Regions from separate parts of the Homo sapiens genome. Here region 2 is linked to region 1. The links are chromatin contacts, found by Hi-C or POLR2A ChIA-PET in ENCODE. All regions are on one chromosome and are shown on one strand. The core of a region is the stretch at or near the end of the contact, and the rest is flanking DNA. Distances in the headings are between cores, read along the strand shown. Region 1 overlaps CPED1 (cadherin like and PC-esterase domain containing 1). Region 2 overlaps CPED1 (cadherin like and PC-esterase domain containing 1).

The links. A loop is a pair of places that touch in the nucleus more often than their neighbours do. ChIA-PET counts read pairs that join two places held with the same protein, here RNA polymerase II (POLR2A).
Region 2: a loop to region 1 is called in a map of OCI-LY7, with 2.2 times the contacts of the local background. The contact joins two enhancer-like sites. A Hi-C loop is called at or near these places in 1 of 168 maps with a recorded cell type or tissue (OCI-LY7). POLR2A ChIA-PET finds 5 or more read pairs at or near these places in 1 of 52 experiments (OCI-LY7).

What each region holds. Positions count from the first base shown.
Region 1 is chr7:121,135,853-121,140,260 of GRCh38, reverse strand. CPED1 (cadherin like and PC-esterase domain containing 1) reads right to left here. Exons shown (of 23, transcript NM_024913.5): 14 at 4,171-4,221. Among named protein-coding and RNA genes, the nearest start is that of CPED1, 150 kb to the right of the region's middle. RefSeq lists an enhancer at 1,607-1,716. Within about 2 kb of position 1,865, at least 3 of the 41 ENCODE cell types and tissues checked have a DNase peak (open chromatin) inside an H3K27ac peak, as active enhancers do; they include OCI-LY7, where a contact is called at or near this core.
Region 2 is chr7:121,242,452-121,246,859 of GRCh38, reverse strand. It overlaps CPED1 (cadherin like and PC-esterase domain containing 1), which reads right to left. Exons shown (of 23, transcript NM_024913.5): 18 at 2,522-2,658. The region is part of intron 1 of LOC124901735 (a long non-coding RNA gene); the gene reads left to right. Among named protein-coding and RNA genes, the nearest start is that of WNT16, 84 kb to the left of the region's middle. Within about 2 kb of position 2,184, at least 3 of the 41 ENCODE cell types and tissues checked have a DNase peak (open chromatin) inside an H3K27ac peak, as active enhancers do; they include OCI-LY7, where a contact is called at or near this core.

The DNA of each region.
Region 1 (4,408 bases), core at 616-3,115:
TGGGAAAGTACCATAAAGTATAAGAAGGACATACTATCCTCTGCTCCATCCTGTCATAGAATCTAGAATATTACTTCATATCATTGATTCTGAGGCATTAAAAAAACCTTTCTCTTTGTTAGCCCAATTATTTACAGCTTTATTTCAGTGAGAAAGAAAGAAAAAATTGTTTTATAGGCACATACACCAGCTACTGTTAAGTTATATTCAATGTTAATGTTTAGAATAAACAAATTACCCAAAAGCTTAACAAAGTGTTTTTCAAAGAAATGTCAAGGAGTATTTCATTCCATCAATACTTTCCAATTGTCAACAAAATGCTAACAAAGATAAACATACAAAATTCTATAAAAATCAGTAAAATTGAAGTATCTTGGTGTTGCCTTACATAAAATGTTCAGTGACATTTAACAACATGGCAACAAAAAAGATAACACAGAATTTGCTACAGAAAGCTATAAAACTGAACTTAGAGAAAGGAGATTATTTTAGTAACTGTTGTTTTTTCCCCTGCTTTTACGTAGCTATAATATTGATTTTCCTAAAATCAAATCTGTTGATTTGTCTTCCATTCTTTAGTGGTTTCTCATCATTTCCAGAGTCAAGTCCAAGCTCCCAATAAGGCAAACAAGGCATTTCACAATCCCTTCCTTGTCTTGCTCTCCAGCTGCATTGCCCATTTTGCCCAGTCTTTGTGCTTCAACAAGACCAAAATTTTTATTTTTCTTTGATGGACGTGGAGGTGCACCACCAAATCCATGACGATGGGTACCACCAACCCATATGGATGCATCATTCTAGTTCTGGGGACTAGGTCTCTGTATAGCTCCCATTATGGACTAATACAATTAAAATGAAAAAAAAAACCCTATATATTTCTGACCTATACTCTATAGTTTTCTCAGGCTATGGAAGAAAAACAAATTCAGGTATAAATTATGAACAATAATAATACAATAGATATACTGTAATTTTATTTCATAAAAAATCTTAATAAAAAATAAACTACTAGTAATGTTGGTTGAATAACTCACTGAATTGGGTAAACTCTCTGCTTCATTAATTTTACTTGTAATTTGACCTAATGGTCAATGAAAGATAGTATCTGGCTGATAGATGTAGGTGGACTGCATCTATAATTTCAACGATCCTAACAGCCCCTGAAATTTTCTTATAATAAAAAAGAAAAAAGAATGAAGGCAGAAATTGTTTTTATTAGAAGTCATTCTGTAAAGGACCACAGTTTTTAATTCAAATTCAACCACTTATTAATACTACATTCTTTTTTCATCAAAGTTTTTTCTCCAGAAATTTCTCCGTTAAAGACCCCGAGATAAGCACAATAAAAACAGGATATTATTAATCATGAGGTTTGATTCAAATGGCTGCAAACCCAATATAACATTAAACAAGCTGGAGTTGAGTTATGGGCTGTGCTTTGGAAATGACCATTACCCAGGCACAAAGGGAATAGAAACAGTCGCACTTTTCTGCTCAGAACTAGCAAAGTGAATAACAAAGAGGAAGATCTTTTTTCAAAATAAAACATAGAAGATGTGCTTTAACTTGATAGAATATATTTTTATAAAGATTCTCTGAGAGTTAATTTCCCTGCAGTTTATACTTTCACTTAATAGTCACGGTTTTCAATGGGGTCTGCCCTCCTTAGAAACTGAAACAGCCCTAGATGACAGGAAATAAATGTGCAATCGTTCTCTTCAGCAAGTGCTTATTTTTGGTTTCATCAGAAAGTCTCCATCTCTGGTGTGAGCACTATCTCCTAAACCCCTGTCTGAAAGCTGATTTAGTTCTGACATCATCTTCCACTGAAGTATCAGTGTTGCCGCCAAAAACACCTGGTGTTTGCTTGGCATCTTTCCCATCCCAGTCTCAACTTGTCTCAGGCCAGCTTACCTGAGATCTACGGAGAACCCAGCACGAGGTACGGTGGTAGCAGGCTGCTTAACCTATTTGGCAAGTATATATGGGAAAGCTGTTTGAAGTTTTGGTCGCTTTTAATGGATTTCTTTTAACTGCAGAATTTGATTGCTCTCTTGAGGAATAATCATAACTCATATTGAACATGAGAAGAGCCTAGACTCTTAAAGATAATCCCACCTGTTCTGAGGCATCCTTACATTATTTTTAAATCTTATTTTATACCATAAAAGCAGGAAGATTAATTACTAAAGATCCAGGCAGGACTAATTTTTATCAGCATAAAAACATGAACGAAGTTAAAGTGCCTATCTAACATATTCACATCATCTACACCATATTACATGGGAACTGGAAAAAAAAGTAAGATCATCCAATGCAATCCTTTCATTTTACAAATGAGAAAATAGAAGCCCAAAGAGGCGAAGTTGCTTTCTGGATGTTGCATCTTGCCTTGGGCCTGGCACAGAGTGGACCCTCAACAAGTGTTCACTCTAATTTTGCTCCTAGTTTTCTCACTAGTCCTTTTCCCACCATACTCTAGACAACAGTTTTCCAGGAGAATGGAGTAGCATGTATTTTTCTGGGGGTAGGAGATTGGATGGTGAGTGCAGGGAAGGAATGGCATAAGTAATACTTGCTATCTTTGTTCTCTATTAGCAATACTTTATTTAAAATGCCATTTTCTTTAATTGGCTATATACGTTAATTCTATTAAACTATATTATTATAACCTCTCAGCCTACCATGACCTTAACAATAGTGATAAAACATCATGAATGAATTAAATTGCATTTTAGATGAAAATTAGATTTTATTAAATTCAAAGACGTCTATTAATAATAAATTAGGCCAGCCACGGTGGCTCATTTCTGTAATCCCAGTACTTTGAGAGGCTGAGGCGGGAGGACCACTTGAGATCAGGAACTCAAGACCAGCCTGGGCAATGTAGCAAGACCTCCTTTCTATACAAAATTGCATAAATTGTCCAGATGTAGTAGCTCATGCCTATAGTCCTAGCTACTTGGGAGGATGAAGGAGGAGGATTGCTTGTGCCCAGGAAGTCGAGGTTGCAGTGAGCTATGATGGTGCCACTGCACTCCAGCAAGGACAACAAAGTGAAATCCTATCTATAATAAATAAATAAATAATATAATAAATTAAATCTAAATCTATACTTTTTTTCAGCTTTACTGTTTTACTGAAATTGATTTTTTATTTGTGGAAAACTAAATTTTCTAAGTTGATTTTTAGCACCAAATACATACAGCTATATGTATACATATACATACACACACGTATATATATATTTTAAGGTATACATTATCAAGAAAAATCTTGCTATATAGAACTCAATTTTTCTACACTATATTATAGAATATTAAGAAAACTCAGGAGTTTTTCTTTTTCTTTTCTTTTGGAGACAGTGTCTTGCTATGTCACTCAGGCTGGAGTACAGAGATGCAACCATAGCACACTGTAACCTCAAACTCCTGGACTCAAGTGATCCCCCTGCCTTGGCCTCCCAAAGCACTGGGCATATAGGTGCATGCCACTGTGCCCGGCCTAAATTCAGGAGCTTTGAACAGAGAATCTGAAGATCTAGCTTTGTGATACAGCTCAGGCATTTAATAACCCTGTGACTTTGGAAAAATCAATTAGACTCTCTAAGATGATATATTTGCAAGACCATCGTAATAATAATACTGACCACAATGAAGAAAATCATTTTTAAAGTTAATACAAACTTAAAAGTACTTACGTTTCTCGTATTATGTCTTGGTTAAAAAATGAATTAAAAAAATTGAAAATTGGCTTAAAAACTCTCAACTGTTACAAAGAAAATTCTACTCAAGTACTAACCATTACAGCAACAATCTGGTGAGAAAGAAATCACTGCCAGGTAGTGAGACCCCTAAAGATCAGTATATAAAGCTGATAAGCCAAGCTCTTACATCTGAAAGGCTTCCAAGGCAATGCCCTACAACTCCTAAAGCCCTTCAAAGTGGGTTTGGAAGTCATTGTCCTTAAACAAAAAAAATGTAATATTTTATGTTCTTATGCAAAAGTGATAGATACTGACTCCATTGGAAATCTAATAACTTCTAAAATTTACTTTAACAATTATCAGCGTAAGATACCCACATATAATAAAATGATGCATTTTTTTTCAAAGTAAGGCTGTTCCCTAATTGTTTATTATGCTGCTACAACACTTTAATCTCAACTCACCATCACTGCAATGTATTTCTTTATTTTCATTTTTAATTTGTGGAACTGCAGCTAAAAAAAAAAAGAAATGTAAATTTAAAATAAAAACCATTAATCAAAATGTTAAAATATACATTTAGCTATTAGATAACTTAATAAAACATGTTTTTCATTTAACTTTTATTATACTAGTGAACACTTCTAAGTCAAACTGTAAACTACAATAAAATAAGTTATTTTATTCAGAGCTCAGAAGAAT
Region 2 (4,408 bases), core at 935-3,434, 110 kb before region 1:
GCTAACTGGTCTTCTGAAGTCTCATTTAAGCACGGACTTTTATTTTCAAATTTTGCAATACCCTCTCTCATTAACAGGTATGAACAATGATCTTTTTTTTTTAACCACTACTTTGTAGAGTCATTAATAATCAGCCTAGAAATTAGTAAAGATAATGTTGTGGGCTGAAAGTTTATGTTTCCTCCAAATGCATATGTTGAAACACTAATCTCCAATGTGATGCTATTAGGAGGTAGAGGTCTTTGGGAGGTCATTACGTTTAGATAAGGTCATAATGATAGAGGCTTCATGATGGGATTAGTTTCCTTATAAGAGTCAGGGACTAAAACTCTTTCTCTCTCTTTGCTGTGTGATGACAAAGCAAGAAGGCAGTCAACAGAAGCCAGGAAGAGGGCTATCCCAAGAACCTGACCATACTGACACCTTGATCTAGGACTCCGTAGCCTCCAGAACTGTGAGAAATAAGTGTCTGGTCTTTAAGCCACCCAGTCTATTGTATGTTATTATAGCAGCTCGAGCTAAGACAAACAGGGAAGAGGGCCTTTAGCTTTTTACAAAGTTGATTCATCTACCACAGAGGGTTATTTTACAGATGAAGAAAATGAGCCTGAGAAACAAGACGTGTCGTGTCCAAAACCGTAGGATTTAGTGATGAACTTAAATGAACATCTACTGCTTTTCAGGTTAATAGACTGTGACAGTTTCTTGGAATTTTTCTGAACACCCTAAATTCTGAGGTCAGAATGGTATTCTGAGCTTAGAGAAGTCTGGCTGTGTGGCAACAGCTATTGTCATTGCTCCCAGTGCAACATTTATAGGATATGGAGGCTGGATTATCCAAGGTGATGGTTTAAAATGCCTGTGGAGGGCTGGGCATGGTGGCTCACACCTGTAATCCCAGCACTTAGGGAGGCCGAGGCGGGTGGATCACTTGAGGTCAGGAGTTCGAGACCAGCCCTGGCCAACATAGTGAAACCCCGTCTCTACTATAATTACAAAAAATTAGCCAGGCGTGGTGGCAGGCGCCTGTAATCCCAGCTACTCGGGAGGCTGAGGCAGGAGACGCGCTTGAACCTAGGAGGTGGAGGTTGCATTGAGCTGAGATCACGCCATTGCACTCCAGCCTGGGTGACAGTGTGAGACAAAAAAAAAAAAAATGCCTGTGGAGTAGCCACACCCATACATGTATGATCATCAGTGAATTACTCAATCTCTCTGAGCTTTACTTATCTTAAGCAGAAAAAAGATATGATAATATCTACCTTAGCTGCAATTAGGAATAAATACACTTTTAATTTATTCATTTACTTGATAAATATTTATTAAGTTACTATTCTGCGTCAAAAATTATGCTCAACAATGAGATTATGGCGGTGGATTAAACACATTCCCTGCCCTTTTGAAGCTTACAGTCTGGTGGGATTTAAAGTGTAACAAATTTAGCAAGAAACACAGTTTCTTGCACAAAATCAATGCTCAATTAATAACACTGCAACATAAGTTCCTAAATGATTTTCTTCCCTTCTTTTTTTAAAAAAAGGAACTAACACTACTGATTGATCTTTAGAGACATTCTCAATCATGAAAATTGGAACATTTATATTGAAATCACCATGAAGAAGATGTCCATCTTTCTGTCCTGCCCCTCAGCTCCTGTTATTCTTCTTTAACTATTTGCTAGTAAATTGGCATACCTTCTGCCCAGGCCTTTTTTTCTATGTGTTTTAATAGAGCTTTGTGAAAATCAGCTTTTGAAATCAGTCTTGCTCATGTGTGAGAGCTTACAAACTGTATAAGGAAATGTCCATCTAATAAAAAGCACTTTGAAAATTGGGTTAAGGATTACTTACTTGATGTTAACCAAGCATCTCAGTCTATGTGCCCATTTTGCATATCCGAGAGTTCTGCCAGACTCTACCTAGTCAGAGCATGCCTAGCAAGAAGACACTGCATGTCCCAGAAATCAGCTTAGAAGCCTCACTAAAGGAAAAATCAGCCTAGTGAGGTCCATGTGAGACCTGCCCAGGAATATGAAAGAAGATCAGTAAGGTTAGTGCGTAAAAACAATCCCATGCACTTGGAAAGCTCTAGAAGTGAGTCTCACATGCAGGACCTTTTGATTTCCTGTGCTGAGCTGCAGATGTCTGTTTTCACAGCAGTGCCTGCCAGAGCTGCAGTTGACAAGGCCAGCTGCTCTCAACTGCCAACTGTCAGTTGACGTGGCAAGCTCCTACCAATTTGTGCTGAGAAAACAGCATGGAATCGGGTCAGCATAGGACAAGACTTTAATATCCTCCATCTGTCAAACAGAGTTACTTGGAGAAAACTGAACATTTGGAGCGGGAATTGTTCAGGCTATTCTATGATAACATCTATACATGATTCAAAAAGCCATATTGCATTCAGTTAGTTTTCCTCTGCTGTGAGACAGCAGGAATTGGTCTAGTAGATACAACTATACGATTTTTAGTACTTCAGGTGGCATACATTAAAGGCTTCCCCCACTAGATCCAGAACCTACCTTCCTTCCTCCCAGGCACTGCTGGAGTTGAGGCTTAGTTAGGACACCATATTGGCAGTTGTGGGGCTGCCAGGTTATTTCTCTCCAGTCACACGTCCTGTTGTCCGAACAACTAAGGCAAGGCACAATCCACTGGCCTGGAATAGATGGCAAAACTTTCTTTGGTTCTGTTTCTGCTGGTGAAGTTTGTAAGTAACTTTAAAATTCAGCTATGGCACACCATTTCAGAAATTATAGTAAGACCATCCTTATCCTTTAAATCTAGTGGAATAATGAAGGCATGGCTTCCTGCCAACCAAATAGAATAGCAACATTAAGTAATGTTCTGAAATAACACATTTCATGCTAAAATCAAGTATGAGCTCTGTTCCATGAAACCTTATACTTATTAAAAATCTAAGTATTACTCAATCATTACCTATTTTTAAACAGTACATTGAACACTTCAGTAAGACCAAAGCATTAATAGACTGGGAGCCCCACAAATTGGCAGTTAGCCTCAAATATTTATTAGCCTAACACATGCATAGGTTCTCTGTCCATAAGTATAATAGATCTATTCCCTGCTCTCAAGGGATTTAAGATACAAGAGAACTACTTCAGTATGATGATAATTTATTATTTTGAAGATTAGTTATTTTTCTTTGATTTGATTGATGGCCTTTTTCGTGTGAATGTCTTCACCTCTTTCTAGCTGTTGCCTGAATTTCTTCATCTGTTAGATGAGGTGTGTACAGTTCTTCTCACATGATTGGTGTAACAATGTAATGGAATAATGTATTTAAGACACATTTGCAATATTGTATTCATCTTTTGTTACTAACAGAGTTCAGGTAGAAAGTAGGTCCCAAGCTTTAGCAAATGTTTATAAAATAAATGAATATTCTCTATGCATTTAAGATCTTTCCTGTTTTACTGATAAAACAACATTCATGCAAAACACTTCAGCTTTTAGTGTGAGTGGATACATTAATAATGTGGTAGAAAAATATAATTTTTTTGTTTTTTTTTCCTTGTTCATCGTTTCAGGAATTGAGTGTGAACATAGCACATCATATGAACAAATATGGAGTGGTTATTTCTCTCCTTGTTGGAGAACATATGCAATTATTTCTCTGATAATCACTCTCCTTACCCTAAATATCTTGCTTATGTTACTAGTATATGTTTACCCTTCAAAACTGAGGAGCTAAATATCACCCAGATAGTTCTTGAGTTAGAAAGGAAAAAACTTAAAAACTTTGTCCATTCTGGCTTTGATTAGTGGTACTGCTAATAATGGTATCTGGTGTTATATTAATTTTAGGGGAAAGGATTTCTGTTTTTAGGAGATGAATATAGTGCATTTTATATTCATGACTTCAGGGATGTTAGAATTGTGAATGTGTTTGTGTATGTGGAAATAGTTATTAATATAAAATATGAAAGATGATATAGTTTATGGCTCTTACTGATTGAACACAGAAAGAGAAAGAAATGTAGGTATATTAAGAGAGAGAAACTGGAAGAGATAAAAGAAAATCGGAGGGAAAGGAGATGAGAAAAGTATGAACTCCAGGAAAGGAAAGAAAATATACAATAACTTTGAGGGGTACAATGTCAACTGGAAGAGAAATACCAAATTTTCAAAAGGAATGCAGAGTCATTTGTTCTTCTTACCACCATTTTTTCCTTTTCTTTGATTTTTACATGTAATGAGGATTACAGAAAACTGCTTTATTAAATGTCTATCTACTAAATACTTTCTATGCAATTTCAGGAATGATAAATTAACCTTTATGTCTCCATATACATATGACTCTCCAGAAGGATTTAAGTTTAATACATTAAGTATATACTCTGTTGAAGTGTTAGGCATTATTGGTGTTAAAATATCATAATAATTTT